Linked DNA regions of Homo sapiens: region 1 is linked to region 2. Evidence: read pairs that join two places in POLR2A ChIA-PET (ENCODE). Cell type or tissue: GM12878. All regions are shown on one strand. Links, peaks and the distances in the headings refer to the core of each region. The heading gives the core; the rest is flanking DNA.

The links. Peaks named below come from ENCODE experiments on the same cell type or tissue, not always from the same donor. Only the 100,000 strongest peaks of a DNase experiment are listed, where the experiment ranks them.
Region 1: POLR2A ChIA-PET joins it to region 2 with 6 read pairs; 3 of 35 experiments call an interaction of 5 or more read pairs at or near these places.

The regions. Positions count from the first base shown.
Region 1 is chr3:125,279,545-125,290,795 of GRCh38, reverse strand. ZNF148 (zinc finger protein 148) reads left to right here. Exons shown (of 9, transcript NM_021964.3): 5 at 2,568-2,693. Among named protein-coding and RNA genes, the nearest start is that of SLC12A8, 72 kb to the right of the region's middle. In GM12878, for the core only: no CTCF peak of the experiment used is centred there; no DNase peak of the experiment used is centred there.
Region 2 is chr3:125,180,950-125,192,200 of GRCh38, reverse strand. SLC12A8 (solute carrier family 12 member 8) reads left to right here. Exons shown (of 14, transcript NM_024628.6): 3 at 1,680-1,826; 4 at 4,773-4,964. Among named protein-coding and RNA genes, the nearest start is that of SLC12A8, 26 kb to the left of the region's middle. In GM12878, for the core only: no CTCF peak of the experiment used is centred there; a DNase peak (open chromatin) is centred at 5,837; H3K27ac peaks cover 1,807 bases.

The DNA of each region.
Region 1 (11,251 bases), core at 2,289-10,288, 98 kb before region 2:
CATGTGCTGTCTGTATTAGGTGTTTTTTTGGTAATGCATCAGAACCCTGCACGTACATTTTAAGACCTTTGAAAAGGAAATCTGATATTTAGAATGTGCTTAGTATCTAGAATGGCACTTTGCACATATTACAATCTCAGTAAATGTTTTTGTTATAGTATTTTAGCCTGACAGAGCAGGCACTTAATAGCTGTTGAATGAGAAAATGAATGACAGCTATTATAAGAAATACCAACAAAGAGTATCTTACTTTAAAATATCAAAACAGTATACATGTACATGAAATAGTTAAATATAAAAGTAAGACTTTATTTTGGGGTGAGAAATAAGTCTTGATAAAGCAAGTCATTCTGGAGTTGAGTTAATGATTAGAATCAAAGGAAGAATATTTTCAGTATAGGGAGGACTCTTTAAAGTCAGGAAAATAAAGAGGGAAAGATTGAAAATGAGAAAAAGGGTAATTAAGAGATATTTTAGAACTTGCAAGAAAGAACCGGCATAGGGAGTGGCAAGAGGAGAGGAAGCATGACACTATAGGTCTCTACTTCTGTCTTAACCTGGGGAAGAAGTTAGATGAGTATAGAAGGGAGATATGAAAAGGAAATCATGTCTGACCGCTTCTGTAGTATCAAAGTGGGAAGCCCAGAGGGAGACTGACTCAGTGGATGAGCAGGGGCTTTAGAGTTTTAGGAGAAATGTCTGAGTTTAGTCAAATCTGAAGAAAGAAGGGCAGGTAGAGTGGTGGTGGATGGTGGTGGTGGTGGCATATCTGGACTGGTAATAAGAACAGCATTGAAATTCAGGCCTGCAAATAAGCATGAGGGTACTAATGGGACTAGGTGAAAATCACAGTATTAATATAATCACTTTCCATATATGTGGAAATAACAGGTTCAGATATACGTGTTAATCTTTTTTACTGTTTGCATTTAAAGGCTCTTGGTTGGTTTGTGAATGGCAGTTAACAGCAGAACTTATTTATGAATTTATCTTACACTCTTCTTGACACTTGCTAAAAAGAGTTCCTCTTTTTTGTTGCCACATGCTACATTTCCATGGTTTATTTGGAATTTACACGCTGACAGAAATGTTTGTACTACTTTTTGGTACTCCTTCAAAATAGGGCAGAGAAATTCCACAGCTGCTTACATAGTCTGTTATCTCTTCTTGTCTCATACCCATTCCCAGTTATTGTTTTTCAGTAAATACCACTTCAGAGGTGATAAGAGGTCTGTATTCCCAAGTCTTGTAGGTGGTGATTTTACCATCGTATTTTGTAGTCAAAATAATTGATACCAACGAAGCCAGAAGAGTGGTCACTGTACCCTTCTGTAACTTGGTAGAATTACTAGCTAAATAAATAATCATTTACATCATGTTTTTGTGCCAGGGTTCTTGATTTGTGATTCTCACATGGCCTGCATTTCAGGAATTCATGAGAACTTCCACTTTTTATTTTGTCAGTATGAAATTCCTGGCTTAGGTTGCATTTTTTCTCGTGAACCTCTTCTACATAGCTGTTTTCCACCTTTACACTGAATCTGTAAGATGTTCATCATCTTTTGCACCATGCTTTTTAGTGTGTTTCTTGAAAATGTAGCCATTAGCACATTGTACTTACTGAATTATTCTCAAGGATCTTTACTGTATTTTATAGCCTGAGTTGAAAGTTTCCTAGTTTTAAGGTTCTTGTTTTACTTCAAGGATAGATTGAAAATGTAGCAGTGAGGAGGGGATGACTGAACACCATCAAATCTGATGAGAACTGACGATGGTACTGTTAGTGATCTTAGAACCTTGGTTTTTCTTTTCTTTCTTTAAGGACAAGTAACTCTGAGAATTAAGATCTGAAAATTGAAGAACATTGTTGAAATCTTAATGTTTCTTCTAGTATTTCTCTATTATGTAGTTAGCATCATGTCTTGTACAGTGTAGCAGCCTAAAATTATAATTGCTTCTATAAACACATATTTGGTGATGGTCTGTTGTAGAGCCCAGGAAAGTACTGGCTGAGATCTTGAGTCATATGACAAAACTGTTGAGCATGAAGATAATTAGATTTTCATTGTTAATTTGTCTTTCTTTTGACAAATTATCTTTTAGAATTTGTGTGGTTTACTTGATATTTTATAAATACAGAGCCCATCTAGAAGTCTAAATACCTCTTTTATTCCCTAGTATTGTGTTGAATTTTGGACCTTAACCTTTTTTGTGCGCTTTTAACTTCAGTATCAGTTTCCTTAAATGTGGGAATGAAATTGATGTTACGATTTCCTGACTTCTGCTTGGTCTTATGATCATCTTTTCCCAGGACGTCTTTGATCTTTTTTCTCAGGTAGATTAAAAAAAAAATCTGTTTATCCCTCAATTTATGTACTCTCAATTCTTATTACCCACTGCCTATTAATGAATTCTATAGCACTGTATATAGTTAGGACACACACACATAGATCATCATTCTGGAAGCACCTGTATGTGGGTTTAGCAAAGGATTAAACATAAAATGGCCTTTTGTCACAATGAACTTTTTATTTATGTCTAAAATTGGCTTTTCTTTTTTTAAACAGATAAGCGTAAAGCAGGAAATTACTTTTACTGATGTATCTGAGCAACTGATGAGAGACAAAAAACAAATCAGAGAGCCAGTAGACTTACAGAAAAAGAAGAAGCGGAAACAACGTTCTCCCGCAAAAGTAAGACAATGTATTAAGGTGGTAATCACAACCTCTTAATTCCAACTGTTGGTTAATTCTATAGGCAAGAACCTGGCTGGACCCTAAGGCAGATGTAGAAGTCTTGTGTGGTTTAGTAGGAGGGGGTGCGTGCCTGCATGGAGGTGGTGGGCCTTGCTTTCAATTTTTCTGCTTCTCTTTCACCATGTTCCTGACTTGTCTAAAAGTGAACTTTTCTTTTTCCATATCTCTATCGGATGGCATGCATTGCCCTTTCTTCTCATTTGTATTAGTTTTCCTTATCTTTATATTAAGGTTTCAGGAAAATGTAATACCAGTTATTCATCAGGAAAAGATATAGGATCCCTGTTAATAGGATGTAAACTTCATGAGGGCAGGGACTTCATTTTGTTCACAGCTGTATCCTAAGAGCCTGGAATAGGAGACATAATAGATCCTCAGTAAATATTTTATGGGTTAATGAATGGGTTAGTAAATAAACAAGTAACCCAGGCTGAGTGCAGTGGCATGATCATGGCTCACTGCAGCCTCAGTCTCCCAGTCTCAAGGGATCCTCCTCCCTCAGCCTCCTGAGTAGCTGGGACCACAGGCATGTGCCAACATGCCTGGCTAATTTTTGAATTTCTTACAGAAATGGGGTCTTGCTATGTTGGCCAGGCTAGTCTCAAACTCCTGGTCTCAAGCCGTCCTCCCACTTCAGCCTCCCAAAGTATTAGGATTACAGGCGTGAGCCACCACTCCTGGCCTGTTTTTTTCTCTTTAGTATAGTGATAGCTGAATGTATACAGCATTTTTGGTATTCCTAGAAATTCTCTGAACTCTCTGCAGCATATTTGCATTTTTATAGTTAACTCTTATTTTTTTCTTCCCTCATGTGGTGAGAAAGTCCTTTTTAAAAAGATCATACTGTAATATGATTTTTTTGATGGCTTTTTAAAAATTTGTGATTTGAAATCATAATCATCATTATTATTTATATTTTTGTATACTTTTGGACTTATTAGTGTGTTGGAGCCAGCTTGAGCTGGCTTGCAAGATTTCATTTGCAAATTAGTTGCCAAAACCATTGGTAGCTTATAATTAGCTATGGTGGGAATATTTACACCCTGGAAATCAGCAAATGTTTCTATACCTCCTGATTCCTTAGTTGGTGGTTAAATATTTGCCAGCATACCACTATTTTGGGGACATATAAATATGCCTACAATAGCAAATTTTGAAAAACATAGAGACTAAAATAACCCATAGTTACATTTCCTAGAGATAACTACTTGGATTTTCTGCCATATTCCCTTTCTTTTTTCAAATTTGTGCAGATAGATATGGAGGTATAATATAGAATAAATTAGCTGATTTTTAACACTTGAAATGTAAGCAACTTTTGTGCTTAAAGTTTTTAATGTTTTTTGTAATCATTTATTAGCTACATAATCTATTTCTTAATAGATCATGTTATATTTAATGGTTGTTTTATTGGACATTATTATGTTGTTTGAAAGTTGTAGTCCTTTTGTTTCTGTTTTAAATCATGCTGCACTTAAAATGTTTGAGTATGTATCTTTGTGCACTATTGATCAAAGGGTGTGAACTTTTGGAAAGATTTCTTGATAATGTTACTCTTTTCAGAAATGTTATACCAGTTACACTTCTACCTGCAGTGGACCTGAGGTGTATCTGTCTGCATTCTCACTGGTCTTGAGTGTCTGACTTTGCTTAAGATGGGAGCCTCATTATAGTTTAAATTTGAATTTCTTTAGTTTCTGGTCACACTAAACTTCTAAAATTTTTGTTGGCATTTTATATTTCATGTTTTGTGAAATTCTCCCTTCTTCTTTTCTTCCCTCTCCCTCCACTTCTTTTTTTGGGGCTTTAATGTTTTTCTCAGTAATTTATATCATTTTTGGGGGTTCTTTACATTAATGAACAAATCAAGTTCTTCAGATATAGAATAATACTAGGTTTTATGTAAAAAATTATTTCTAAAATCATTTGTGATAGTGATTGGTTGTTACTTCGGATTCATTGCTGATCTATGGGGTATCTATTTCAAGTGTACTCTCTTCTTGAAATTCTGACTAAAACCCAGATTATCTTCTTATTGGGTGTTGGACTCTGTATTTGGTGATATGTTCTAGGTATTTGTAAATATAGATTAGGTATTTACAGGCTTTAAGCTATTTTGCTTGTCTAATTTGCGATAAACTCATTTATAATGTATCATTTTAGAATATTTCTAAAGGTATTATTTAAGTATTTATATACCTCTGTAGTTGCCAGATGACGGAGTTGTCCTATTCTAAGTATAGTGCGTATAAGAGAATGTTTTAGGGTAGCCCTTTAGAGAATTCTTAGGAAGATGAAGTGACTAGAAACAATATACAGCAGACAGAGGTGTAAGAATAACAAACAGGCCAGGTACAGTGGCTCACACTTGTAATCCTAGCACTTTGGGAGGCTGAGACGGAAGAATTGCTTGACCCCAGGAGTTCAAGACCATCCTGGGCAACATTGTGGAACCCTGTCTCTGGTTTTGTTTTTTTTTTTTTTTAAATAAAGAACAAACAATTATTTTTCAATTGTCCTGGCATGTTACATGTAATGGGACAGGGAATGGTTTTGGACTGTTTTTTAACCACTGGTCTGCCATCTCCAGGTGAATGGGTTTTTTGTGTCTGGAGTCTTAGAACTTTAAGATATAACCAGTGAGTAATTTTACATTTTCTCAGGAGTGTATATAAAAATTTATGCTTCAGAACTTCTGTTAAAATAATTCATTCTGCTCTTTGGTATGAAGAGAAAGAGAAACTTACCCATGTTTGTAAATCAGTAAGTGTTACTTGTTTTAAATTCCTTAAAAACAATTTTAAGTTCCTCAAAGAATTATGATTTATTATGCCTAGAGGACTCCACTCTCCCCCAGCACCTTTTCCAAATCTTAAAATCTTGCCATTGTGAATATTTTGAGTTTGTGTCACCATTGTGTAGTATTAGATTGGGGATCTGCACAAGAAGTATAACTAATGTGATAGAGTTTTAGTAAAAACATCAGAGCTTATAAACATCCATGTAACTATGGCTGCCTTAAAGTACTGTGTTGTTATTCCATCTTTAGCTGCCATGGATTTTAAGCAATAATTGCCTTCTGAACTTTTCTCATATGGCAAAGCTGAGTCTTTTTTTTTTTTTTTTGGAAAACTTAAATGCAATGGGAAAGCCTGATCATCTTAAGGTAGGTTTTGACACTTGAAATTTGCCTAAATACACTTGGCAGCATGCCTGATGAAGAGGGTAACTGAGCTAGGGAACATCATCTAGGTCAAGCTATTTGCATCTGTTGTGGAATTAGCTGTTTTAAGAAAGTAAGTTTTCTACATAATAGAAGCTTACACCTTTTAAATATCAAATTTCATTTTATTTTCACCATTTTTTGGGGGAAATCTTTAAGGTGTTGTTTTCCTTTTAAATCTAGTGTATTTGAACATAATTCAGCTTTTAATGTCTTGAAGCTGACATAAACATTTTTTAAAATTGCGTATTGCAGTTGAAGCCCTCTAGGAGAACAGAGATTTTAGGGCTCTCCCCCATCCACCTGACCCTGCAAATCCACACTGCTAGACTTTAAGTGTTATACTGCTTATAATCACTTCACTTCTCATTCCTTGGTGACGTGCTATTCATTTTTACATTGCTGTATATCTGGGTGGCCACTTAACATCACTTTCCTTTGCCCCTTTGAGTCTGTTTTTGGTGACTGTTATACTCTTAAGCTTGAAAACTTCAAATCTTGACACTAGAAGTTTCTGAATAAATGAGGTATTACTACTGGACTTTGGTATTCACTTGTTACATGAATTAGAAGGTAACAGTTTCCATCTCAGAAGGGTTTTAGGAGGATTGTTGGGTTAACATTAATGAAATCTAAGAATTTTTTTCAGTAAAATATAACAATATTATCTAAATCCCATGTTGTATATATTATATAGGTCTTTTCCACCTCCTTAGTAACTGAATGAGAGAGAGGATATTTTTAATTCCTTCTCTTTATTCTGAAATGTATCTCTCTTTTCATTTATTCAACAAATAATTTGAGTGCCTGTTATGTGCCAGGATCTCTCATCAGGTACTGAAAAAAGGAACTGGGTTTGTTGTAACACTTTAGGTGATCTGAATAAAAATTCATTATTCAAAGTTATGCTGAACTGAGGAAGAGCACTTTTCACACATCAGATAGATTATATAATAGAGAATCCTTTCCCAGCAATTTATTATATATTGTTGGTTCCCAGAAAAGATTTTAGACTTTGGTATCAGAAAGATTGAATTATGTAAAATAAGGAAAATTTAATGAAAAGAAACAGAGAAGTAGATATACCAGACATTTGCCATGCTTTCTTCTACATGTTACCTTGATTTAGGAAGAAGTAGCTTTAAAGATGAACTGATTATAAGACGGAGGATGCAAACAGGAAGTATGGAATAGTAAGAAAATGAAGGAAGAAGATTGGCAAAATAATAGAGTTTTATTTATCTAATTTTCCCAGGAAATTGTGTGTCTTGTATAAATTGTTTTTCCATAGAACTGAACCCTAACTTTGAAAAAAAATCTGATGTAAATCTTTCTTTAGAAAATATCACCTACTTCTTTGCCTAATATTCAGGAAACAGGGAAGAAACAGCCTTTTTCTAAAACCCAGGGTCATTTTGCTGAACATAGTTGTTGTGCCATGCTTATGATACAGTGAATTTCTTGTTCTGGTGCTGTCAAAAGCTTACCATTTAAAAAGGAAATTTGGTGATGAGAAAAATCTAGTACTGAGAAACAATAAAAAATCTTGATGAATGAAAGAAAGTGACAATGTTAGAGTAGGTTATTAACGATGACCAGGACAGTCAAGTTGCCGTGATGGGTATTACTCAGGGTGACTTTGTTATTTGTATATCTTTGGACTTGCACTATTTTCCATTTCTCATTGGATTTGGAGAGTAAAGAGAATTGTCACAGCTGTCATTCTCCATCCCCAGTTGCAGTAGAACGTCTCATAATAGGTGAGAAATGTAAACTCTCTTATCTAATTAGTCTTTTGAGTTTTGGTGGCTTCAAAGTTGATTTTGATTGATTCAGGAATATATGATAAAAACCTATAGTGTTTAGTTTAAAATATGCTTTAATAATTTTAGTAGTACACATTTGAATGTGAAAAATCATGTCTGCCTTTTAAGAAAACAGAACTTTTTCTCAGTGAGGGGTGTCAGGTTTCATTTATTCAGTGGCAGTGATCCTTATGGAGTGAAAAATCTCTGAATTTGAATAGGCAGACCTTAGGGCTTTGCCTGATGAAAATGGGTATATTATTTAAGATAACCTTTACCATATGTGTATATTTAGGTAGCTGGCTGGTAATAGATTTGTCTTAAAACAGAAAATATGTCATAATGGATATGAGATTAAGAAAGCAGATTAACTGAGAAATTCCATTTGATACTCAATTTTTTTCTATAAAGTCTTGTTTTAAATTTACTAAACAGATAAGAAAAAAAATGTAGTGTGTTGAGAATTAGAGTATTACTAATTTCTCCACTTGCTAAAACCTGATTGCTTGGTCTATGTAATATACCATATTTCTCCTGAAGTAGCAATGACAAGGGGCAAGATAAAGCATCTGAAGATGTCTAGCAGGCATCTTAGAATTCAAAATTTTAAACATAAAATTCTTCAGTTGTAATGGTGTCCATATGTTGGGGAAAAAAGAAAAGCAAAGATGTTTTATGGAACCAGTTGCAGGTAAGACTGCTAATCTCTAAGGCAAACACACTCAGCTGGTAGATCACATTCTACTAAAAGATCTTGAAAAGGTGTGAGCAAGAAAAGAAGGCAAGTCTATACCGGGGAAGAAAATTTTGCCTGCGTTAGTGTGCTATTTGTGTTCTGCTAAGGGATTTTATTCTTTGCCTACCCGCTTCTCTCACTACTCAGTTATCTGAAGACTAAAAAATTGAAAAGTAAAGTATTGCTTTTAGCAACAAATTTAAAAAACAAGAAAGTGGTAAGCTAGGAGGAGTAATTGTTATGGACAGCAGGCAGCCAGGTCCTTTGACAGGTATAGAGTCTCCACTATGCTCCAGATACCATTTTGAACACTGAGATTATAAGGGTGAATAAAAATCAGTTGGATATATTTAAAACAGGTTACAAATTGGAAGGGCCATTGATGCTCATCTGAGTCAAGATGAGTTTACTCTATGTCCTTTATTACTCTGGCCTAAAAAGAAAGTAAGGAAAATATAAAATGTCCAAGAATTTGGTGTTTCTGTCTTTGAACTTAAAAAAAGCTAGATTTTCCTGTGTGTTTATCCACAAGGCAGTGGTAGCTGTTTCATCCATAAAATTCACCTTGAATTAAGGCTTGAATCTACAATGAAAGGCAGCAGTACCTCCAGTGCCAGAAAACAATGACCTAGAACTCCTTAACTCTTCATAAAAGGGCTTTGTACAGTCAAGGATTACATCCGTTTCACATTAAGCAACTTGGGCCAGATTTGTTCTTTACAAAGCCTTTCCTTGCAGTTGCTATGCCACAGAAAGCTATTGAAGTGCCATGTTTTTTGGCAGTTGGATTTTCTTATTTGTTATCAACATACATGAAAAAAAATACCTGGTGCTGTCTTGTTTTTAGTTCCATTTTATATAAGTATTTAACATCTTTTTGTTTGTTTTATGTATAAAATATTTTGAGTCATATTTTAAAAGATTTTGTGTGTTTTCCTTTTGCACAGTGTTAACTTGCTTATTATTATGTGACTTGGAGGGGTTGAAAAAATTCAAAACTGACTGGCCCAGAGATGAAGCTTTCCACTTTCTTTGACTCTCCTCAGGAAGCTGTGACACCCACTTCCATTCTCCTGCCAAATGTTTCCCTTCCATGACTTTGGTGCATAGACTTTGAAGCATTGTTGACCACATTGGCTGTTTGCCCAGAATCCAAATGCCCTGTATAATTTGCATAATAATTACCACTGATCTGCATATAGTATAGGCTGAACTGTCTTCTTGAATTTAAAGTAAAAATGTTTTAAGGATTAAAGCTTTTTTCCCTTACGTACTGCCCTTTTCTAGGTTTGAGAAGGGGTCATAGCTGTGTGTTTGCAGGCCCTAATCAGTTTCCACAGTTCTTTATATTTATTTCCCAGATTTCTCTACCTTTGTTGGACAGTTTCTTAGCTCCCATTCTGTATGCCCACACCTACAGCATTGTTTCCCTCTCACTGGCCATACCCCTCCTGATCAGATCTTCTAGTTTTCTTTGCTGTTTCAGCATAATGTTGTGCCTTTTTTTTTTTTTTTTTGCTTTCGTCAATAATGAAAAAGGAATCATTATTTTCACTCTTCCACATGTCTGATGAAAGGCAATTTTTTTTTTTTTTTGAGATGGGTTTTACTGTATTGCCCAGGCTGGAGTGCAGTGGCATGATGATGGCTCATTGCAGCCTTGACCTCCTGGCCCAAGTGATCCTCCCATCCTCAGCCTCCCAAGTAGCTGAGAGTACAGGTGTGTGCCACCACACCTGGCTAATTTTTGTATTTTAGTGGAGACGGGGTTTCCTCATTTTGCCCAGGCTGGTCTCGAACTCCTGAACTGAAGTGAGCCACCCACCTCAGCCACCCAAAGTGCTGGGATTACAGGCTTGAGCCACCATGCCTGGCCAAAAGGCAGCTTAATGTTGCACATTGAACAAGTTGTTGATAAATTGGAATACATGCAGCCTAAGGTGAGTTTCTCTGTGGTACCATCCAAACCAGGCTTGCAATACTCTTAATCTCAATAAGCCCAGAAAGACAAGGTTGCTTTGTCTCTTGTCTTCCTTCTTTTTACCCACTTCTATTTTTTAAAAAACTGAATTTATAAGTGCTGAATAATTTTCTTATTCAGTACTTATGCCCCAGATGGACCCCATACCCACTTCTAATTTATTTATTTGACAAATATTCTTAGGAATATGTTTAATAATAATTTAGTAGTTCTAGAATAACCTTAGTGATCCTAGACTGAAACAGACCATAAATTCTACCATATTGTAACTTGAAAAGTTAGTGTTCTCTTTTTTTTTTAGTAATAGGTAACCACTTACATGGTTCAAAAAAATGTGTTAAGTGGACAGTGTAAAACCTCCCTCCCATTTTATCTCTTGTCTGCCCAGTTCCCCAGCCATCACAATCAAGGTTATATACTTCTGTATATATATCCTTCTCAAGTAGTTTTTATGCCTATGCAAATATATATTCCTATATGTACCTTTTATATACAAAAGTTAGCAAAACTATACACTGGGTTCTAAACTTTGCCTTTTTTTTTTTTAACTTAACAAATCCTGACACGCTTTTCATATAAGTATATAGAGAGCTTTGTCATTTTATTTCACAACCACATAATATTAAATTGTATTCATTTTCCATGATTTATTTAATTAGCCCCATACTGATTGATATTAGATCATGTCTAAAGGCTTTTTTCCTGCATATATGAGAATTTGAAATTGAAAATATACCTGTGTTCACCCTA
Region 2 (11,251 bases), core at 1,707-9,706:
CTCTACAGTATTAGTCTTTTTGTTGCTGAGAGTCACTGTTATTACTGAGGAACAGTCGGCCTGTAGCAAGCCACGATAGGAAGTGGAACACAAGCAGAGACAGGAAGTTGGGACCCATCCTGAATTTCGAGATGAGGATCCTGGGAAACACTCCTGCATTCCCCAGACAGGTCCTTTGGTACCATTTGCTCAAGGACAAGCCTAGATTGGCAGAGTCTTTGTTCCGAACCACGAGGACTGTTCTGACAATTATTGACTTTCAGGAGATTGCTCATTTGTGGTTTGTGAAGGACAGGCAAGCAGTCATGTACATGCATAAATGAAGCTTACGGAGTTGGAGACTGACGGAGACACAAGGGGTCCCCTGGCCCATCAGTCCCATGTGGCTGAATTGAGATCCCTGAGTATTTCTCGAGGCCCCTTCTTGATCTGTGGATGTCTGATACAGGAGGTGGAAGAGGAGCTGGGATCCTCCCTTTTGGTTTTGAGCACATGCCGTTGGCCTTAGCCTTTGGTTCTAGATCCTGGGCGCACCCATTGTTCTCAGCCATTCAGGAGCCATGCCCCGTGGACTCTGGATCTTGGATTTTTCCCTAAACTCTTGATTTTTCTGCCTTTTTATTGTGTTTATGGATAACATTTGCTCACCAGGTCCAGATTCATTGCACACAGTGACTCCTAGCTTTGGATGCCTCTCTCTCCCCACCCACCCCACCCAGCTGAGAACCGTAATCACTGCTGTAGTCGTTTGTGGTCACTGGAAGACTCTGTTCATGCCTGAGTTTAGATTAATTGCCAAACCTACATAAGAGCATTCACAGTGTGAGTTACTACTGGTTTTGTTTAAGATCATTTTAGTATATCCACGAAGTTATGGTTTTTTTAGTAAAGGGTTTCCATTTGAGTGTTTATAAGTGCCTTTGTTATTTGTGAATTGGAAAAATGAGCAAGGAATCTGTTTTTTCATTATTCGCCTCTGATTCCAAACAATTGTCCAGTAATGCTGAAGAATCCTGGGGTATCAGCAGAGATCACTGTATTAGTGCTCAGTAAGGAAAACAGAAATAACTTCAGTCATTTTAAACAGGGAATCTCATCCACAGGGCTGATTGCAGAGGTGTTAGAAGGGCTGAAGGAGCAAAGAGCGCTTCAGTAAGGTTGGCCAAATGTCAACTGCCGGAAGCTGCTGTCCCTGCTAGGACTGGAGGATGAAGAGGGCTCATGACCATGAGCCCCAGGAGGTGAAACCCAGAATCTCACACTCACTTAGAAGTGTCATCTATTGCTTCTGCCTGCATTCCATGGGCTAGAACTCAGTCACACAGCCACTTCTAGCTGCAAAGAGGCTGGGAGTCTACCTGACTCCCTGACTACTTGAGTGATGACCAGAGGAAAAGGACTACGTTTGTGAATAATGAGTCTCTGCTACATATGGATACGGAATCACTGTTGTTACAAGAGAACAGTGATCCTTTTGTAGAGGTATGCTTCAAGATGTGTGTGTGCGCATGTGTGTGTATGTGCATGCATGTGTGTATACACACACACTTGCCCTGGCACAATAAGACAGGACTGTTTTTAAGCTGAGTTCTCCTACCTCCCTCCTCCTGTTCCACTCTCATGCCATCCCTGGCCCTCCCAATGGCCCCTCAGCTGATTTCTGTGTGTTCTGTTTGCAGGATGCCCTGGCCCAGCCCCAGCCCTGGTGGAAGACCCAGCTGTTCATGTGGGAGCCTGTGCTGTTTGGGACCTGGGATGGTGTGTTCACATCCTGCATGATCAACATCTTTGGGGTTGTGCTCTTCCTGAGGACTGGCTGGCTGGTGGTGAGTGCTGAGTTGGTGGCCTGGAGCCTCTCACGGGCCCAAGACAGGAAAGCTCTGCCACTCTTGCATTCTACAGTGCAGGCCACAGATTCCTGAAGCACAGATGCTCCTGAAACACGAAACAGAAGCAAGCACGATGAATAGCTAGCATTGCTTGTTAAATGAGCATCCTGTGAAGATAGGCTTCCGAATTTCTAATGGAAACCTCACACCATAGATTTAACTGCAGAATAGGAGCACAGAAGTCAGGGCTCATCATGAGCCGGACTTGAGATGGGTCAGAGAGATCAGATTGATGGCAATTTTGCCTCCAGCTTGTGGCCCTCTGTAGTTTTCCCGGTATTCTTCACTTCATCTTGGGCCCGCCCACATGGTTGCCTTCCCCCACCACACTGCAACCCTGTAGGTAAGACTGTGCATGGGGATGCTTGGTCAGAGGTGTGGGCCGCCTACCTCTAGGGATGGATTGCCTAGGATGGACTCTGCTGTGTGAGATCCTGGGGGTCAGTTCATCTCCCCCTGTAGAAGGAACAAAAGGCCTCTTCTTTAATTCTTATGCAAAGCATCCTAGGACCTTCCAAGCAGATGTGTGCCTGGGGCAGGGGTTCTCAGTCCCACACACAGTGCCATCTCATGCAGTGGGACTTCAGTAGACCACACAGGTGCGCAGAACAAAAGGCAAGCCAGTCACCATCTAAACATGGATGAGCACCTGCTGTGGGCCAAGCACTACTTAGTGCCAGTGGGATCACAAAAGACAAGACATGGCCTGGGCCCTCATCCCCTCCTCTCTTCCCCGCCCCGCCCTATGAGCTAACAGCTGTGGTGGGTAGATATTGCATTAGGAGAGTTCTGAAAACAGCATTAAGTCCCTTGGGGTGGAACAGGCTATGAGTGCTGCAGTCACTGAGGTGTCAGGAAGCCTTCCTGGAGGAGATGCAGTTGAGCCAGGCTTTGAAGGGTGAGCTGGACTAGATGGGTGAAAGAGAGGAGGCCATTCAAGGTGTAGAATCTACTAGTCAGGATTCTCCAGAGAAACAGGCCAATGCCAACAGGAGATGTAAGTATGTCATGTATATATTAGCAGGTAAGGATTGATGCTGCAGTCTTGAGTCTGAAGGCTGGAAATGCAGGAAGAATTTCTGTATTGCAGCCTGGAGGCAGAATTCCTTCCTCTTTGGGAAACCAGCCTTTGCTTGTAAGGCCTTCAACTGATTAGACGAGGCCCACCCATACTATGGAGGGTAATCTCCTTTACTTAAGGTCAACTGATAGTAAATATTAATCACATCTGAAAATCACCTTTACAGCAACATTTAGACTAGTGTTTGACTAAACAATTAGTTGCCGTAGTCTAGCCAAGTTGACATATAAAATTAACCATTACATAGGCAAATTTGGGGAGATTTAAGCTCCTTTATAGTGGGATGTACAGGATTCTTAGCCCCCATAAGAAGTCTGGGCAAGACCAGACCTTCCTAAGCTCTCATTCTACACCACACTCAGATCCTCAGCTCAGGTTTCGGCCTTAGCCACAGCCAGGGTGGGTCTCAGACCAGCAGTGGAGCCCTTGAGCATTATATTATAAACACTGGAACAGAGTACAACTGACTTCCAGGACAATTTTCCAGCTCATGTTAGGCCACTCAGCTCTTGAACTGGCTCTGCCCACTCCTAGGACCCTCTCCAGCACTCACAACACATGAAGTCTTGACTATCAGGAGTCTTCCTTGCTTTCTATTGCAAAACATGTGACATTACATCTCCTTCTTAGAAGTGCTGTGTCCACTGCCTCTCTGCGACTCTTGCTTTTCACACTGAAATGTGTCTGTCTACATGTGTTCATCTCCAGCCATGCATGGTTTGTTTATTCGCTCAACAAGCATTTAATGAACACCTATTTTGTGGAGGTTATGCTAAGCACTGAGAATATGAAGGGGAAGAAAACATGATCCTGCTCCGTATTAGTCCATGTTACATTGCTATAAAGGAATACCTGAGGCTAATTTATGAAGAAAAGAGGTTTATTTAGCTCACAGTTCTGCAGGCTGTACAAGAAGCATGGCACCAGCATCTGCACTTGGTGAGGCCTCAGCAAGCTTTCACTCATGGGGGAAGGTGAAGAGGGAGCAGCGTGCCACGTAGCCGGAGAGAAGGCAAGAGAGATGCCAGGCTCTTTTAAACAACCAGCTCTCCTGTGAACGAACAGAGTGAGAACTCACCCATTACTGTGGGAGGACACCAAGCCATTCACGAGGGGTCCACCCCCATGACCCAAACACCTCCCACCAGGCCCCACCTCCAACATTGGGGATCACATTTCGACATGAGATTTGGAAGGGATCCAAATCCAAACATCTAAACCATATCATCCTCCCCTGGAGCTCACAGCCTAGAGGTCAAAACTGGCTTGGAAACAGACTCAATATGACAAGTCCTGTGAAAAGTACTAAGCCCTGGCACTGGAGGAGCCCAGAGAAAGGGTTACAGGGCCAGCTTCCTGGTGAGAAATCCTAAACGTTGAGGCCTAAAGGATATGCTGGAGTTAACCTGACAAAGGTACAGAATGAGCAGGAGAGGCCTTCCAGGCAGGGGAATCAGCATGAGGAGGGGTGGGGGTGGGGAGAGAACTTGTCGCTGCACGTCAGGCACAAAGTGAGATTAGGAGGCACCTCGTGAGGGCATCAGCAGCTCTGACTGTACCCTATAGGTGGGAGAGTCATTGAAGAATTTGCAGCCAGGACGCTTCCTTTCACTTAGAACTTCTTCCTGGCCTTGGCTGTTGTGGTGCTTGCTTTGTCCTTTTTAGTTGTCCTGACTCTGTGCCCCCACCCCTGGCCCCTATTCCAGTGCTGTGGGAGGAGGGGAGGTGGTCAATGCCCCCAGCAGGGAGCTGGCGGGGCCTCCTCACCTAATCCAACCTTGCTCCTTGCTATTCTGCTGCAGGGAAACACAGGAGTGCTCCTGGGCATGTTCCTGGTGTCCTTCGTCATCCTGGTGGCCCTCGTCACGGTGCTGTCTGGCATTGGCGTCGGGGAGCGCAGCAGCATCGGCAGCGGTGGCGTCTACTCCATGATCTCCTCGGTCCTGGGTGGGCAGACGGGAGGCACCATCGGGCTGCTCTATGTGTTTGGACAGGTGAGGCCTGCGCCCGGGATGCTTCCCCTGCCTGGCCCTCTGCCACTTTCTTCTTGTCCATTTCCTCACTTGACCTGGGGAGAAGCGAGGGTGGGGACAATTGCCGCATGTGACAGACGAGCAGGTTGGGGCTCTGAAGGGAATTCAGCAGAGAGTCAAGTCACTATCCAGGGCCTGACCTCTTAGTCCAGCACTCCTTTCCCTCTGCCACTCCCGCCTCCTGGATGCCTGATGTGACCAGCAGGGCAGGGCCTGGCCAGCACATTCTTGCTGTTCAATCTGGGGACCAGATTGCATGACAGTGGCTGAAGCCCAGGTGGCAGCCAGGTGGCAGCCAGGTGGCCTGGGCCCTGGGACGCTTTTTTACTGAAGATGGGTATTTTGCCTGTGCCAAAGGGCTTTCCTAGAAGCAGGCACTTCTCAAATGAGCAGGAGCTCCCGGGAGCATTTGATAGCTCGGGTGGCCTTCACAGGGAGGCTGACAGCCTCTTGTGTGGACGCCCTGTCTGAGAGGGAGAATGTTAATGAGGAGTGTGCTTCATCAGAATGGACGGAGGCACTCCGAAAACGAGCGAGTAGGGGGAAATCCTAAGGCTTTTTTAGCTAAAACACAGGCATGGTGACTTAATGCTGAGGGAACAAAGTACAGACATTAAGAAGCAGTTCTTTGTCAGCATTTCTTGGATTGAAAAAGGCTTTTATGAGAGTGCAAATGGTGGTGGGTGGTTGAAAAAACAGTTTAAAGAGAAGAATTTGTCTAAGTTAGAGTGTGCAAGAATCTCCCCAGAGAAAGCATCGGTTTTGTTTCTTTTATTTTTAGGCAGCAGGAGCAGGGTGTTTCAGCATAAATATATCTGATTCTCGAACAGCACAGAGCTGCGTGTGTGCATGTGTGGGCGGTGGGGGTGCCTGTGTGTGTCTAAGACAGTGCAGGAAAGGCAAACAGATGGCCTCTGCACTCTTAAAAAGCACTTGCCTTGACTGCAGAAAGTTATTTAAGTATAGTAGTTGGAGAGGGGAGTAATAAATGGTCAGTTTACTTTATTACCCTGGGGACTTGGTATATAAATTTTTTTTTTTTTTTTACTTCTCTGCTATTTTATAGCCAACCAGGCTGCAAGGTAGGCAAAATCCTGCTTTCCCCCTCTCGGTACAGACACCAAGTGAGCCTCTAGAGGCAGATGCCATGGATGGGCACTGGTGTGAACACCCCTGGACAAAGACAGGCATCTGTGCTGCTGAGAGTCCCACTTACATGGGCTGATTTGGAAAAAAGATGTTCACAGATAAGATGTTTTCTAAGTGCTGGCAGCCACGGCCTGAGACGCCACTGCACCAGCATCCCAGCTATTTTCCTGCCTTTCCACTTGGGCCCTGGTCCCAAACATTAGAGTCCCCCTGGTCACTGTCTCTGGAGTGCCTGTGCTTTGTTTGTCGCTGGCGCGGGCCAGGAGTCCCTGATCAGGGTGTGGTTAGTGTGTAATCCTTTTTATAAATTGCTGAATTTGGTTTGTTAACATTTTGTGGAGGATTTTTGTGTATATATTCATGAGGGATATTGGTCTGTAGTTTCCTTGTGATTCTTTGTCTGGTTTTGGTGTCAGGCTAATTCTGGCCTCGTAGACTGAGTTGGAAGGTGTTCCCTCCTTCTCTATTTTTTGGAGGAGTTTGTGAAGGGTTGGTGTTAATTCTTTAAACATATGGTAGAATTTTGCCATGAAGCCATCTGGTCCTGGGTTTTTTTTGATAGAAAGTTTTTTGGTTACTAATGGAATCTCTTTACTTATATAGGCATATTCTGATTTTCTACTTCTTCTTGATTTAGTTTTGATAGTTTATATCTTCCTAGGAATTTGTCCATTTCTTTTTTTTTTTTTAATCTGGGAATTTTGTTTTGTTTTTTGTTTTTTGTTTTTGAGACGCCGTTTTGCTCTTGTTTCCCAGGCTGGTGTGCAATGGCGTGATCTCGGCTCACCACAATCTCCACCTCCTGGGTTCAAGCAATTCTCCTGCCTCAGCCTCCCGAGTAGCTGGGGTTACAGGCATGCGCCACCACACCCGGCTAACTTTGTATTTTTAGTAGAGATGGGGTTTCTCCATGTTGGTCAGGCTAGTTTTGAACTCCCGACCTGAGGTGATCCGCCCGCCTCGGCCTCCCAAAGTGCTGGGATTACAGGCGTAAGCCACTGTGCTCGGCCATGAATTTGTCCACTTCACGTAGGTTATCTAATGCATCGGCATATTAATTGTCTATAGATTTTCTTATAGTCCTTTTTATTTGTGTAAGTTTGGTGGTAATGTCTCCCCTTTCATTCCTAATTTAAATAATGTCTTCTCTTTCTTTTTTCTTGATCAGCTTAGATAAAGGTGTGTTTACAAAGAACTAATTATTGGTTTTGGTGATTTTCTCTATTGTTTTTCTGATCCCTAATTCATTTCTGCTCTGACCTTTATTGATTCCTTCTTCTGCTTGCTTGGGTTCACTTTGCTCATCTTTCCCTAGTTTCTTAAGGTGACAGGTTGGGTTATTGATTTGAGCTCCTCCTTCCTCTAGGGTGCGGTTGGGGTTTTGAGGCTCCCTATTCCTTGTTCTTATTAACTCCCTCAGCCCTCATTCCAGGGCATGTGTGCATTCATTTATTTCTAATGATTGTCAAAACAGATTCCCTGATTTTACCCCCAAGCAGGGGTCAGCAAACTTCTATAAAGGGCCAGATCATAAATATTTTGGGTTTTGAGGGTCATATGGCTCTGTCACAACTACTCAACCCTGCCACTGTAGTGTGAATGCAGCCACAGATAAATGGCTTACAAAAAACGGGTATAGTTGTGTCCCAATAAAACTTTATTTACCAAAATAATCAGCAAAAAGGATTTGGCCAGTGAGCCAGTTTGTCAATCCCTTCCCTAGAGCATCAAAACTGAGGAGATATTAACACTTAAAGTAATGATTTTAAAAGCTTGCAGGTCGGGCGTGGTTGCTCACGCCTGTAATCCCAGCACTTTGGGAGGTCAAGGCAGGTGGATCACCTGAGGTCAGGAGTTCGAGACCAGCTTGACCAACATAGTGAAACCCTGTCTCTACTAAATACAAAAATTAGCCAGGCGTGGTGGCGCACGTCTGTAATCCCAGCTGCTTGGGAGGCTGAGGCAGGAGAATTGCTTGAACCTGGGAGGCAGAGGTTGCAGTTAGCTGAGAATGCGCCACTGCACTCCAGCCTGGGTGACAGAGCGATACTCCATTTCAAAATAATAATAATAATAATAATAAAAAGTAAAACAAAAGCTTGCAAAGGCTCGTCATTGCCCTGCATCCTACAAAACCCTTCCCCCTTCATCCCTCTCAGGCCTTGGTGGCAGGGCCTGCTCTGTGGGACCAAACTCTTTGTCAGGGGAGGAGACGATGGACTACAGACTCCCCTCACTCCCTGCTCCACTTACCTGTGTGGGCCTGAGGGTTCTTGGTGACTGTTTACCCTGAACACCAAAATGTCTAGCTTCAGCCTGTGCTGACACGTGGAAGAACGTTCATTAGTGGCTCACATGCTTTGTGCTGGACTCTGTATAAAAACAATGAATGACTGGAAAGTTTTTATGGACCTGATATAGGCCTGGAGTTTTTGTTATGGGTGTTAACGCATATTCAGGACATATGTGTTAATCCACCAACTCTTTAACCTTAAACCTGGAAGTTTGTGTCAGAAGGGGAGGGGTGTTGAGGGGCAGCGCTGGTCCTCCAGGTAAGGTGGAAGGAAAATGCCTGTGATTGTCAAGGTGCAATTTTGCTAAAAGAATTACCTTGGAATGGAAGCATTACACCCTGAAAATAGGCCACCTTCTCTCTTTAAAATGGTGAGCAACACCCACTGTGTCTTGTGAGAAGGAATTAGGCTTTTCTCTGTGGAGAATGAAAAAGAAAAGGAATGCCTGGTCTAAGATTTAGGAGGAAATAGAATACGTTTAACGTATAACAAACCCTTAAGACATTTACACATTAAACAAACCACCAGGAATGTTTTCCAAGGAAAAGCAGCATTCAGGTTGGAAGGGGTACCGCCTCTGGGGTGGCTGGATTGCTCTAGGGAAGGCTGGGCAGTTGCTGAGTGTGTGGACGAAGGCCTTGAGTCCTGGGCTGCTTCCCTAAACCTGGGCAGACAGGGTGATGATATACCCTGATTTAGTTTTTGCGTAAACATAAGGGTACTTTTAATATGTTTGCTTGTATTTTTTAATAAAATTCTTTGACAGTTACATAATGATATTCATTGTAGTCAGTTAACACATTGGAGACAATGAAAATAAAGAGCTTTCCCCCACACCCTTGAGGTGATCCCAGTGTTCTCTTTTGGAACATTTCCCTCGGCTTATACACATGTATTTATGGATTTTTGAAGTGCTTGCTTGTTTTTACAAAAATGGGGACAAGGCCAAGGCCAGGCGCGGTGGCTCACGCCTGTAATCCCAGAACTTTGGGAGGCCAAGGCGGGTGGATCATGAGGTCAGGAGTTCGAGACCAGCCTGACCGATATGGTGAAACCCTGTCCCTACTAAAAATACAAAAAATTAACCAGGCGTGGTGATGCACACCTGTAGTCCCGGCTACTCGGGAGTCTGAGGCAGGAGAATCACTTGAACCCAGGAGGCAGAGGTTGCAGTGAACTGAGATCACGCCGCTGCACTATAGCCTAGGCGACAGAGCAAGACTCTGTCTCAAAAAAAAAAAAAAAATGGGGACAAATTTCATACATTATTCCATGGCTTGTAGTTCTCACTTTAAGTAATAGATATATCTCTTGGTCAATGTTTTAAACCAATGCTTTTTAAATGGTTACTTAATATCGTATAGTATAAATATACCATAATTTATGGCTCATTTCTATTCTCCATTCATTCTTTTTTTAATTTTTTTTGAGACAGGGTCTCAGTCTGTTGCCTAGGGTGGAGTGCAGTGACGCCATCACAGCTCACTGCAGCCTGGCACTCCTGGGCTCCAGTGATCCTCCCACCTCAGCCTCCCAAGTAGGTGAGACTACAGGCGTGCACCACTATGCTCAGCTAATTTTTAAATTATTTTTGTAGAGACAAAGTTTTGACATGTTACCCAGGCTGGTCTTGAACTTCTGGGCTTAAGCAATCCTCCCACTTTGGTGTCCCAAAGTGCTGGGATTATAGGCGTAAACCACTGCACCCGGCACCCAGCCTTGTATTTTTTTGTAGAGACAAGGTTTTGCCATGTTGCCCAGGCTGGTCTTGAACTCCTGGACTCAAGTGATCCTCTCACCTTGGTCTCCCAAAGTGCAGAGATTACAGGCATGAGCCACTGGGCCTGGCCCTCTATTCATTCTTTACTCTCCTCTGTATATGTAGTTTTTTTCCTAATAGTCTATATTTTTGCATTTTCTCTTTTCTTTGTAATCAGGCTACCAGAGGCTTATCTATTTAATTTTTTTTTAAAAGATCAGCTTTTGTTTCTTGTATTTTTCTTTTGTTATTTTTTCTTCTATTTCATTAATTTCATATTTCTTTATATAAAATACTTCTCTCTATTATCTTTTTATTTATGTTGATATTTTTGTGACTGAAGTTAATTCTTCGTTCCTTTATTTTTCTTTTTTTTTTTTTTTTTTTTGAGACGGAGTCTCGCTCTGTCGCCCAGGCCGGACTGCGGACTGCAGTGGCGCAATCTCGGCTCACTGCAAGCTCCGCTTCCCGGGTTCACGCCATTCTCCTGCCTCAGCCTCCCGAGTAGCTGGGACTACAGGCGCCCGCCACCGCGCCCGGCTAATTTTTTGTATTTTTAGTAGAGACGGGGTTTCACCTTGTTAGCCAGGATGGTCTCGATCTCCTGACCTCATGATCCACCCGCCTCGGCCTCCCAAAGTGCTGGGATTACAGGCGTGAGCCACCGCGCCTGGCCTATTTTTCTTTTTAACTAATAAAATCATTTAAGACTATACATTTTTCTCTTCTGAACCCAAGTTTAGTTATGCCTCTTGAGTTTTTGAATAAAACATTCTCGTTTTCATTACTTTGTAAAAAATATAAAATTTTATTTTTCATTTCTTTTGACTTTGGCAACATGTGTCAGTTATTTTTCTATTGCATTTTGGTTGATTTGGAAGTTCTACTATGCTTTTAGTTCTTCTAGTAGTGACAGTCTACCCTCAGAAGTCATAATTAAACTTATCCTTTTCTATCATAATTTTCTACACTTCTCAACCAAGACACATTATTTACTAGCTCCTCTACCAACAAAATATTAAACTTCTATGATACATTTACTTTCC